Linked DNA regions of Homo sapiens: region 1 is linked to region 2. A link is a loop called in an ENCODE intact Hi-C map of the cell type or tissue named here. Cell type or tissue: heart left ventricle. All regions are shown on one strand. Region 1 overlaps MMP26 (matrix metallopeptidase 26). Region 2 holds the start of OR51D1 (olfactory receptor family 51 subfamily D member 1).

Region 1 (5,000 bases), 190 kb before region 2:
TGTAAACCCTACTTAAGGTCAGAATTTTTTTGGTATTTAGTAGCCTTTTACTGCAAGATCATGCCAGTAGAAATACAGTCAGGATTATGATACCTAATATTCTGCCTTCAGGAAAATGTCAGTCCTAGTTAAACACTGTATTATTTTCCTAAAGCCTTAGGTCCCCTAGACTCAAGGCTTCACTGGACTTGGGTAGAGGCAGCACTGAAACTCCCGGGCAGATGGGTGACTGAAACCAGATTTGTTAGGCCCTGAATATATTTAGAGCTGCTTGCTGAGGATGACAGACAAAAGCGATACAGAATATCCTTTGAAATGGTCCTCTTTATTATTACTGGACCAGAACAAAATAACCATGAAGGCCTACTCTAATTCTAGCCCAAAATATCCAGCCTAGTTTCTCAACTTATTGCTCTGGCAAATTGCAGCTGTCATGAAAATATAATTAAGGCCTAGAAAAGAAGCACATAAGTGTCGAACCAAGAGAGCATTGCAGACCTAGTTAGATTATCCTAATTAGAGAAGATAACCCTAAACGGTTGTGTTCATTCAAACTTTAATCTTTATTCAAACCTCCACCCATTAGGAAAATACCTTTTCTGATAATAAAAAATCTCCCCCCGCTTTCTAAAATAGATAGTACAAGTAAATTTTATTCCTTTCCCCATCAATTCTTATGTTACCTACCACAAACAGCATATCTATTGCCATCATCATTCATTTATTTGATGTGTATTTCTTGATGACCTATTATGAACAATGCATTGTGTCCAGCTACTGAGAAACACAGATGACCAAAATAGATGCATTGCTTTTATTGAGCTTATAGCTCAGAGGACAACTATGGATCGTCAGTGAGTAGGATAATCAATATAAAAAGCTTTCAGAAACTTTTAGAGGTAAACTTCCAGAAAACCTTGAGCCTAAACCTAGAGCAGTTTTTAGCAGGTAATGAAGAGCACCTCTTCAGTCTACAATGGCTTCAAAAAACGAGGAGCACTGCTTCCTCACATTCCTATTCTTATACACAGATAGGAGACATAATTCAATTTGATTTTTCACATTCAGAAAAATGTATATTTTAACTAGAGTATTACCAAAAGGAGTGCAAGTTTCTAATGTTGATGTATTTTTTCCAGCATCAGTCCACAATCATAATGGAATTTATATGGCTCATGTTTGCCTTATGGCACATCCTTCTATTAGTTCCTGACATGTATCTACATCATTTTGAGTGGAAAATTAATTGGTCTCCAGATCCAGAAAAGGCTACAGGGTCACCAGGTCAAAAAAGCAACTAGAACTATGATAAAAATTACAAGTTTGTCTTTGTTGTGTTGTGTTTTTTTTTTTAGGGAGAAAAACAATTAGAACTCTCATCTTGGAAAGGCTAAATTTAGGTAATTTTTAGGAAAAAGATGAAATAAAATCTATTATCTTTCTTCTATTTTTTTCTCTGATTTGACTTGCTACCCTAGCTCTTCCTCCTCCATTTCTGCTTTCCCTTACTTCTCCTTTTTATTTATTGTTAACAACAATAAATAATAACAATATTATTATTAATATCACCATTTTAACATAAAAGGGTGTAAACTTAGAAATAATAAATATTCCCTGCAAAAGCATTTTTCTCTCAGCAGCCTTCCTGAGACCACTTCTGTATACTTTATGTGCTCATAGCACTTTCTCCATTGCCCTGGAGCTATCCCCATACTTTCTAAAAGACTTGGCCCCTGGATACCTTTTTCAGGATCATTTTTCTTCTCTATTTGGAGTTTTTAAAAAAAGGAAACAAGTTGGTAAGCATATCATTTTAATTGACTTTACAGGATTAAATAACAGAACTTGCACCAAAAACAATAACAAAAAAGATCAAGGATAGATTTTCAGTACAGCAGAAGAAATGGCTCATACCTCATTCTGAGGTGACTGCATTTTCTGTGAACCTACAAGCTCTCCAGGATAGAACATCAGTTGACCCTGTGAATTCGCTGCTTCTAGTGCATCACCGCAAATCTTTTAGCCTCATTTTCCAATCACTGTTACAGCAATCAGACTCATTTAGTCATTGGCTGGCTTTTCGCAGGAAGAATCTGAAAACCTCTCAACCTAGGCGCGTGCCATGTACCTCTTGTTTCTTGCCCCAAGACTGACACTGAATGATGAAATATCTACATGTACTCACTTGGTATCCATGCATGTACAACCCAGAAATAGGGGGAAATTAAGGATTCATGAGGTAGACTTTCAGCAATGGGAAAAAGGATCCAATGGATTAACTGTTTCTGTCTTTTTATTTTCCTGGGTTGAGTATCCCGAGACGTATTTGATAAGGCTTCAGAGGTGGCCCTGTAGGATTAGGCAATAGTCACCCATAATGGTATCTGGATTATTATTGATATGCCATTTCTCAACCTCCAAATTCCTTTTTACCTGCTCTGTGATGAAGATGTTGGGCCTTATAATGTTTTGCTAGCTGGTACAATGTTAAGATTTGTCAGTAGAGGGTAGTGGAGGCACACTGAAAGGAGAAGAAGAGGTTTTTCTCTTCCTGGTTTTATTGTGGTTTGCCAACCAGACTCCTACAAATCATGATTTTTCTTTATTGCTTGGCTCTGTGTGGTTCCTCCAGGGCTCAGTTCCAGCAGTGCATAGCTTTCTTCAGCATTTCACCACTGAGCTTGTTCTCCAGCTCTCCACTGAAACAACAATGGCATAACCTGGAACCATAGGCATAATAGGCCAGCACTGAAGCTGAGATAGCTTCTTCTATATCTTCTCCTTAGCCCTGAATATCTGTGTGCACATCAGGGGCCCCATGGGACTAGTCTTCTAGCAAGGTAGTCACTCAACTTATCCAGAGAAGGTGGGCTGGAGCCACCCCAGGTACAGCCACACATGGAAACGCATTATACTCCTAGAAAGAACAGTCTTTCCAGCTCCCAGGTACAGCAACGCCCAATAATCAGCAGTTTCCCTTGCACTTAGAGAGTTCTGGGGCTTGGCACCTTCTTACGGAAGGCCTTTCCTGCAACTATCAGAGGGCAGATTTATGGAAAACCTCACTGATAAGGCCCTTTTGTGAGTTCACCAGCCTAGTGCAAGGGAAGGAATCCTCCTTAGGTGCTTTATCCCAGTGCTTGGGGTAATGGTTGCCCCTTATAGCTGTTTCTACTGAATTCTTTATAACTCTCTTTAACAAGCTAATTTCTCCACTATTTTAGCTCCTTGTTAATAATTCTCTAAATTAAATTTTTCCTGTTAAAATTATTGTATGATTTCTGTCTTTTGATTGAACCCTGATTAACGCAGCATCAAACTCAATGAGGTGTTTTCTATCATCTTATTCTTTCTCCTTCTTTAACTTCAGTTGTTCCTCATTCATGGTCCCTGGAAGCACATTATCATTAACATGCTCAATTGATAACAAAATCTGGTTGCTAGCAGTCAGAAGGCTGACAATAATCCTTGAAATTCAATGGCATCACAATTACTAACACACTCATTTGTGATTGACTGGATGAAGTTCAGGTGGAAGGTAAGGTATTAGTTTATATAGTAACTATGGATCTGAATCTAGTCTTCCATTTTTACCTAAAACATCTAAAGATTATGGAATGGGCTGATTTTATTATCTGCCTCAGAAATCTTGAAATAAGAGCTAATCAGATTGGGACATCCAACTCACAATGCAGGGTATGCCATGAAAATCAAAGGTTCTCTGTAGGAACACTGACAGAAACCTTTATCTCATTCAGACATAGATTATACAGCTCTAAAAATCAGGCAAAGGATTTCACTAAAAAGGTGGCAGAGCTACAAGGCAGGCTGCTCAGGTTTGACAGATCTTCTGTGATAAAGTCAAAAACCTTGAAAAAGACTAGAAATACAGTAATGGGAAAATGATGAGATCCTCATTCCTGGAATGTTGACATTTGAGTGAATAAGTCTTCAAATCTTGAGACTTTTGAATATTTTATGCCAGAAGAAACAGATCCCTTCTTACTTTTCAAAGATAATTCATTTATTACTGTCTGGAGACCTTACACAAACCAAACCTGAGTGTGATGCCTCACAACTGATACCTTTCCTCCACAAGAACTGCCCTATCATTTCTCATTGCACCCAAAATAATAACCAATCAGGTCTCAGCAAAGCCTGAAAAGAGGATTTTTATTAACATTTTTGGAGAAAACAGCTTATTTACTGAAGGCATTGCAGAACCTACTTAATTGGACTAACCGGAATCAAATGAGTAGAGTGGATCTTGAAGGTGTTAGATCCAGGCAGCAGTGGAAGTATGTGGTAGTATGAATATTAATTAACAGAGAAAAGTTTATTGACATGAAGGCATTGATCCATGATTAGAGGTGCAATATTATATCAAGGATACCCAGAAACTGTGCTAATGCACTACTGAGACGGTTGTTTCAAGATTGGATATGATAATGACCACAGAAAATTAGGTGGAGATGCCAAATATTCTTGGTAAAATGTGGACTATAGAAATATCAGGGAAGTTGACATGTTAGAATTGATTTATCCTATAGGACAAGAGAATTTACCACATGATTATTTTCTCCATGAGGGAAGAGAAATGTCTTCACAGAGGCAACAAAGAATGCATTTGTAAGAGGAAGTCTGGTTCATTTCAAAGGTCAGCAGTTGCCGTACTCTGTAGGCTACACATAACAATGAAAGATGCTTCTGTGGAAATGGGCTTCCTATTAACAATGAGAATGAAGGAATTCTGAGACCACATGGCAGTACTTAAAAATCGTATAAGTGTGTATAATTTTTATAGAGGATAGAAAGGCTAGAATGGCTGTCAGAGTGATGGGACCCACACTGATATGTTGCAATATATGATAGTCTTCCTGGAGACGAGCTAAATGAACAGTCTTCTAGGATGTACCCAGCATACATTTGCAATAGAGAACTTCTCAGCACCAGGCTGACATCAGCCATATGATGGGAAGTCATGATCCCTTAACCTGTTT
Region 2 (5,000 bases):
GGCACTGCTCTTAGCCTTTTCCCATCAGAGTAGACTTGCAGGATTGCTCAGAATGGTCCACATTGACCAGCTCTTCTGATGTATCCTGGGGTTAGGGTGGGTCTGGGTTCAGATTTAGAGGCTCAGTCTACAGCTGACTTTAAGACCTACTATAATCTAATTTAAGATAGGGAGCAGGGGCTCAGTCTGGGATGAGATTTCAAGAGAGGTTTGTGTTTAGGCCTGAATACCATTTCTCAAACTTTCCTGATAGAAACATCTAAAGTAATTGACAACACCATCCCTCCAGGTCCTGCTCCAGGCCCAGAAAATCAGAATTGCCAGGGCAAGGTTTTGGAAATCTTTTTAAAAAACAATAAGCCCCGCCAGGTACAGTGGCTCACGCCTGTAATCCCAGCACTTTGGGAGGCCGAGGTGGGCAGATCGCAAGGTCAGGGGTTCGAGACCAGCCAGGCCAACATGGTGAAACCCTGCCTCTATTAAAAATGCAAAAGTTAGCCAGGCTTGGTGGAGCGCACCTGTAATCCCAGCTACTCAGGAGGCTGAGGCAGGAGAATCATTTGAACCTGGGCGGCAGAGGCTGCAGTGAGACGAGATCACCCCCACTGCATTCCAGCCTGGGTGACACAGCGAGACACCAACTCAAAAACAAAACAAAACAAATAAACAAACAAAAAACGATAAGCCCCTTTCCCCTAGGAAATTTGTGCTTTAAATCAGAGAACTTTGGGGAAAGTTGTTCTGGTGTTCTTGGGGGCAGGGAGGTGAATGAAGAGGGACTATCATTTCCATTTCCAGCTCCCAAACGAACAATAAGCAGCATCTGCCATCAAGATCTCTCAAGCCCCAGGTGAGAGTCAGTCCCAGGTTGCGCTCAGCAAGAGGAGCATGTCATGGAAATCAGATGCAGCTGAGACATGAACAGAAAATCAGCCAGTGCTGCTGCTGTTACTCCACAGTGTTCACAGGCACACACACCTCTCCCTCCACCTACTCTCCCTGGTGATCACACAACGTCCCAGGCTCAACTTCTTTCTCTCTACAGACCACACTGTTCTAAGCCTGTGTCCTGAGATTCAGCCATATAACCTACCGCCTCCTTGATAGTTCTACCTGGATAGCCTATGGGCCTCCCACTCATCTTGCCTCTAACAGGGACCCCTTCCAAACCTGTTCCTGATCTCAGAGAATGCCACTGCTCAGAACCCACATCACCCAAGTCAGGGCAGCTGGTCTCATCTTGACCCGTCTCCTCTTTCACCCCCACATGCAATTCAACTTTTCCAATTAATTATTGGGGCCGTTCCTCTTAATACACCTCCTCCCAACTTAATTATATTATCCACTCTGCCCTGATTATAAAAAGAGCCTTCCAACTTACCTCCCTGCCTCCAAACCTAGTCTATTCCAAACCACCTTCCACACCACTGCCATCTAAACAGCAAAACTGGACACCTGGGGCTCCTGCTGAGCAAGTTAGGAGTGATTCCCATAGCTTTCCAGATAAAGTGAGAACTAGTAACTCCACAGTATGCAGACAAGGCCCTTCACAGTGTTCCTCTAACTCAACTTTCCAGCCCAGCTTCAGTTTCCTTCTTCATCACCAATCACCACCAGCACCACCACAACACACACGTGCACATACACACACACGTACACACTCACACACATTTTTTTCCTGGTAAAGTAATTCCCCTTGCCTTGCTTAAGTGAAGAGTAGGAGGCAGGAACTGAGGAGTCCTGTCCTGGGACAAAGGATAGGCAAAGCTTGGAACGGGTCTCACAGGCTTGAAGAAATTCCTCTGTGTAGGAACAAGGTCCAGGAACCGGGCTACTGTGATCTGGAAAAGGTGTACACTAGAAGACCTCTCCAAGCAGCCAAGCTGACTGATCAAGTCCCGGCTTCCTTATGCAATGAGCCTTCTGTGCCTGTCTCTGCGGACCCTCCCGTTGCCTAACCTCCCTGGGCTGAGCCTGCTACACTCACCACCAGTGCTTCCCCAGCGCATGGAGGCCGCCCAATTATAGCTTCTCTGGGGCCCCTCAGGAGTGTGTAGAGTGATGGAGAGTGAACGAGTCGGGTCTCCCTGGCACTGACGCTCTGCTCAGACGCCCAAGGAAAGCTGAGCCCTGACTCCTACCCAAAGGGACTGAGCTCTATCACTATCCCTCTGAGCCCAGCTCAAGAGACTAGAGGGAGGCTGTGTCGCGGGGTGGAAAGGAGAAGAGGAATAACGGGGCTGGAAGAGAGGACCTGCTGGAATGGAGGGGTGGGCACTCAGCAGAAAGCACGCAGGGATACCAGCGCTCCGAACACACTAACTACCCAAGGGGATCGAAGCTGTGTCAGGGACTCTCGCTTCTTCATGCTGCCACCTTGTGGTCGCACAGGGGATCTTCAGCCTCGTGGCCGTCCCTGAGCAATGGCTCTGAGGATGATGCCTTTAAGAACCAAGGACCCAACTGACTCTAGCATCTGAGCTCTTTCCACTACTCTGCGCTGCCCCTTAGCTCTCCCTCTCACCCTCTCAAGCCCACCCTTTCTTCCTTGGGTCGCTAATCATAGATGTCCTGTCCCTCCAGAAATGAGACCGTGTGGCATGTTTGTTTGAACATGGGGCTCTAGAAGGAAACAGACTTGGGTCCGCCCATTTATTAATAGTATGACTACTATAAGCATTTAGTGTGAAAGCATTTAATGTGAAAAACGAAATGAGATACTAGCAAGTCTCCAGTGAATGTTTGTGTTCATTATTACTAGTCAAAACAAATGGAAGAGCCAAGGACGTAGGAAATCCAGTAGACAGTGCCACAAAAGAGACAGGAAAAAATATATTGACAAGGAAGATTGGTCAGCAGTTCAGAAAGCTGCCGAGAGATCAAGCAGTGAAAAGACTGAAATCAAAGGTCACTGGCTACCTGGATAACAGGGTGGGGGATGGAATCTTGAGTGAAGCAGTGTGAGGAGTGTGTTAGGAAGAGATGAAGAGAGTCGATGTAGACAACCCTTTTAAGATATTTGTACGTGAACAGAGGAGTGAAATGGACAATATTGGGAGGATTTATAGCTCCACAGAGATTTTAAAATGTGTATTTTGGAACTAGAAGAGACTAAATGTCAACAGGATGGAGTTGGCAGAGAGACTCCTTGTCCTTTACTCCTCACATTACTGGTAGCTATGGCCCAGGAAGATAATCTGTCTTCCCCCTCTATATAGTAACTATGAGTAATCTTACTTTGTCCAGTAGCTTTCATCACCCAAGCAGGCCAGACCAATCTCCTAAACTCCAAATATGGTAAAGTCTATTGGACATAGGTGTCCTTCAGGCACCTCAAACTCAACACCTAACTCATCATTTCTAAGCTCATTGATTTCATTATCAACTAAGCTCATCATCTCTGCTCTTCAATCCGGACCCCGCTCCCTGTCTGTTTTATGTTCCCTGTCATATAAATCACTCTGTTGGCCATGTCAAAAATTTAGAAATCATCATCCCTGCCTTCTCCCCATCTCTCTCTCACCTTCCTCTCCAACCACATCCAATCAGTCACCAAGTTCTGTTCATTTTATCTACTAGATATCTATTTTGTGAGTCTGATTATCTTTCTCCATCTTTTTTGCCTTTTCTTCATTCCAAGCCAAGACAGTCTTTTGCCTAGATCATCAGAATAACTTGTTCACTGGTCAGACTCACAGAAGAACTTCCCTACCAATCTGTTGTCTATGCTGTGGCCAGTGTGATCTTCCAAACACATATCAGTTCATGGCAATTCTCCATTGCCTTTAGAATGAACAGTTGAATTCCCCATTGCCTGTAGAATGAACACACTCCTGAACCCAACTCATAGGAACTCCATAAGCCATCTCAGTGCAACTCTCCATCTCCATCTCCAACCATTTTACCTCCCTTTTTGCATACATAAGTCCTATTGGACCCGAAATATTTCCACATCTTCAATGTGCCATGCTCTCTCTCACCCTTCAGCCTTCACATATATTTTTCCCCTGGTAAAAACACTCATCCTATTCCCAGTTTTAATTCTTAGCCTTTTCTGTTTAAACACCCTTGCTTAGAAAGACTTTTCTTGACCCCTAATCTTGGCGGGACCTCTTTACCCTTTTTCTCTTTGTTTTACTGATAGCATTTAACGTTGTGATATTATTTTTCATACTTATGAACATATCTTCGTATCTTTGTAGGGAGGGTGGACACTAATGTGTATGTATAAAAGGAAACGTGAACAGAGTCCTCTTCTATCCACTCTTAAGGCAGAAATTATTGGTCTTGTTGATCTGCACTCATACCTCACAACTCTATGACTTCAACTGAGGCATGTTTAATGGGCAGGCCGCTTAAATTATTATTAATATTAATAACATTATGTACCTAGTTGGCGTAATTTCCACAGGCACTTTTCAAGCATTCATTTTTTTTTCTCTTTTTACAGTATTAAGAATAGATCTTATTAAGGTGACCCAAAGTATGACTTTAAAAATAATAGTTTTCCCTCTACTTATATTTCAATATTTTTTGAAGGAAAGAAGGGAGGAAAAATCACTCAATGTAAATGGAATGCTAAAGGTCCAATGGATAACGGAGAGCTTTGGCCAAACATATACTCATGGCTTAGGAGGTCCTAAAAGATATGAACTTGCCTAATTCGACAGCCCCATCTCATGACACCTCAACTCTCCCTCAATACGGCCCTGCATTGGCATCTTTCTAGTTCCTTAAATAAAGTTCTCTATCTGTACACCTTCTTCTAAGCATTTGCTCAAATGCTTGTTTTATCTGGAATGGTCAACCTCTTTGTTTCCCTCCTCTAAAAACTAACATTTATTTAGATTCTGTTTTAGGTGCTATTTCTATAAGAAGGTCTTTCCTGTAAGATGTTTTCTTGTTTCTTTAGTATCCAAATTTCATTTTTAGATGACCAATGCCATTGTTTTTTGTTACGAGATAATGATATGTGTGTCACACACAAATCCCTACAACCT

What was found. Peaks named below come from ENCODE experiments on the same cell type or tissue, not always from the same donor. Only the 100,000 strongest peaks of a DNase experiment are listed, where the experiment ranks them.
Region 1: a loop joins it to region 2, with 13 times the contacts of the local background. A loop is called at or near these places in 56 of 110 quality-filtered maps.

What each region holds. Positions count from the first base shown.
Region 1 is chr11:4,824,188-4,829,187 of GRCh38, reverse strand. All of the region lies in intron 2 of MMP26 (matrix metallopeptidase 26), which reads right to left. Among named protein-coding and RNA genes, the nearest start is that of OR51F2, 5.4 kb to the right of the region's middle. In heart left ventricle, a CTCF peak has its summit at 2,516 (motif pointing right); no DNase peak of the experiment used is centred here.
Region 2 is chr11:4,634,454-4,639,453 of GRCh38, reverse strand. OR51D1 (olfactory receptor family 51 subfamily D member 1) reads right to left here and starts at 1,977. Exons shown (of 2, transcript NM_001004751.3): 1 at 1,701-1,977. In heart left ventricle, CTCF peaks have their summits at 2,177 and 2,381 (motif pointing left); a DNase peak (open chromatin) is centred at 2,383; H3K4me3 peaks cover 406 bases.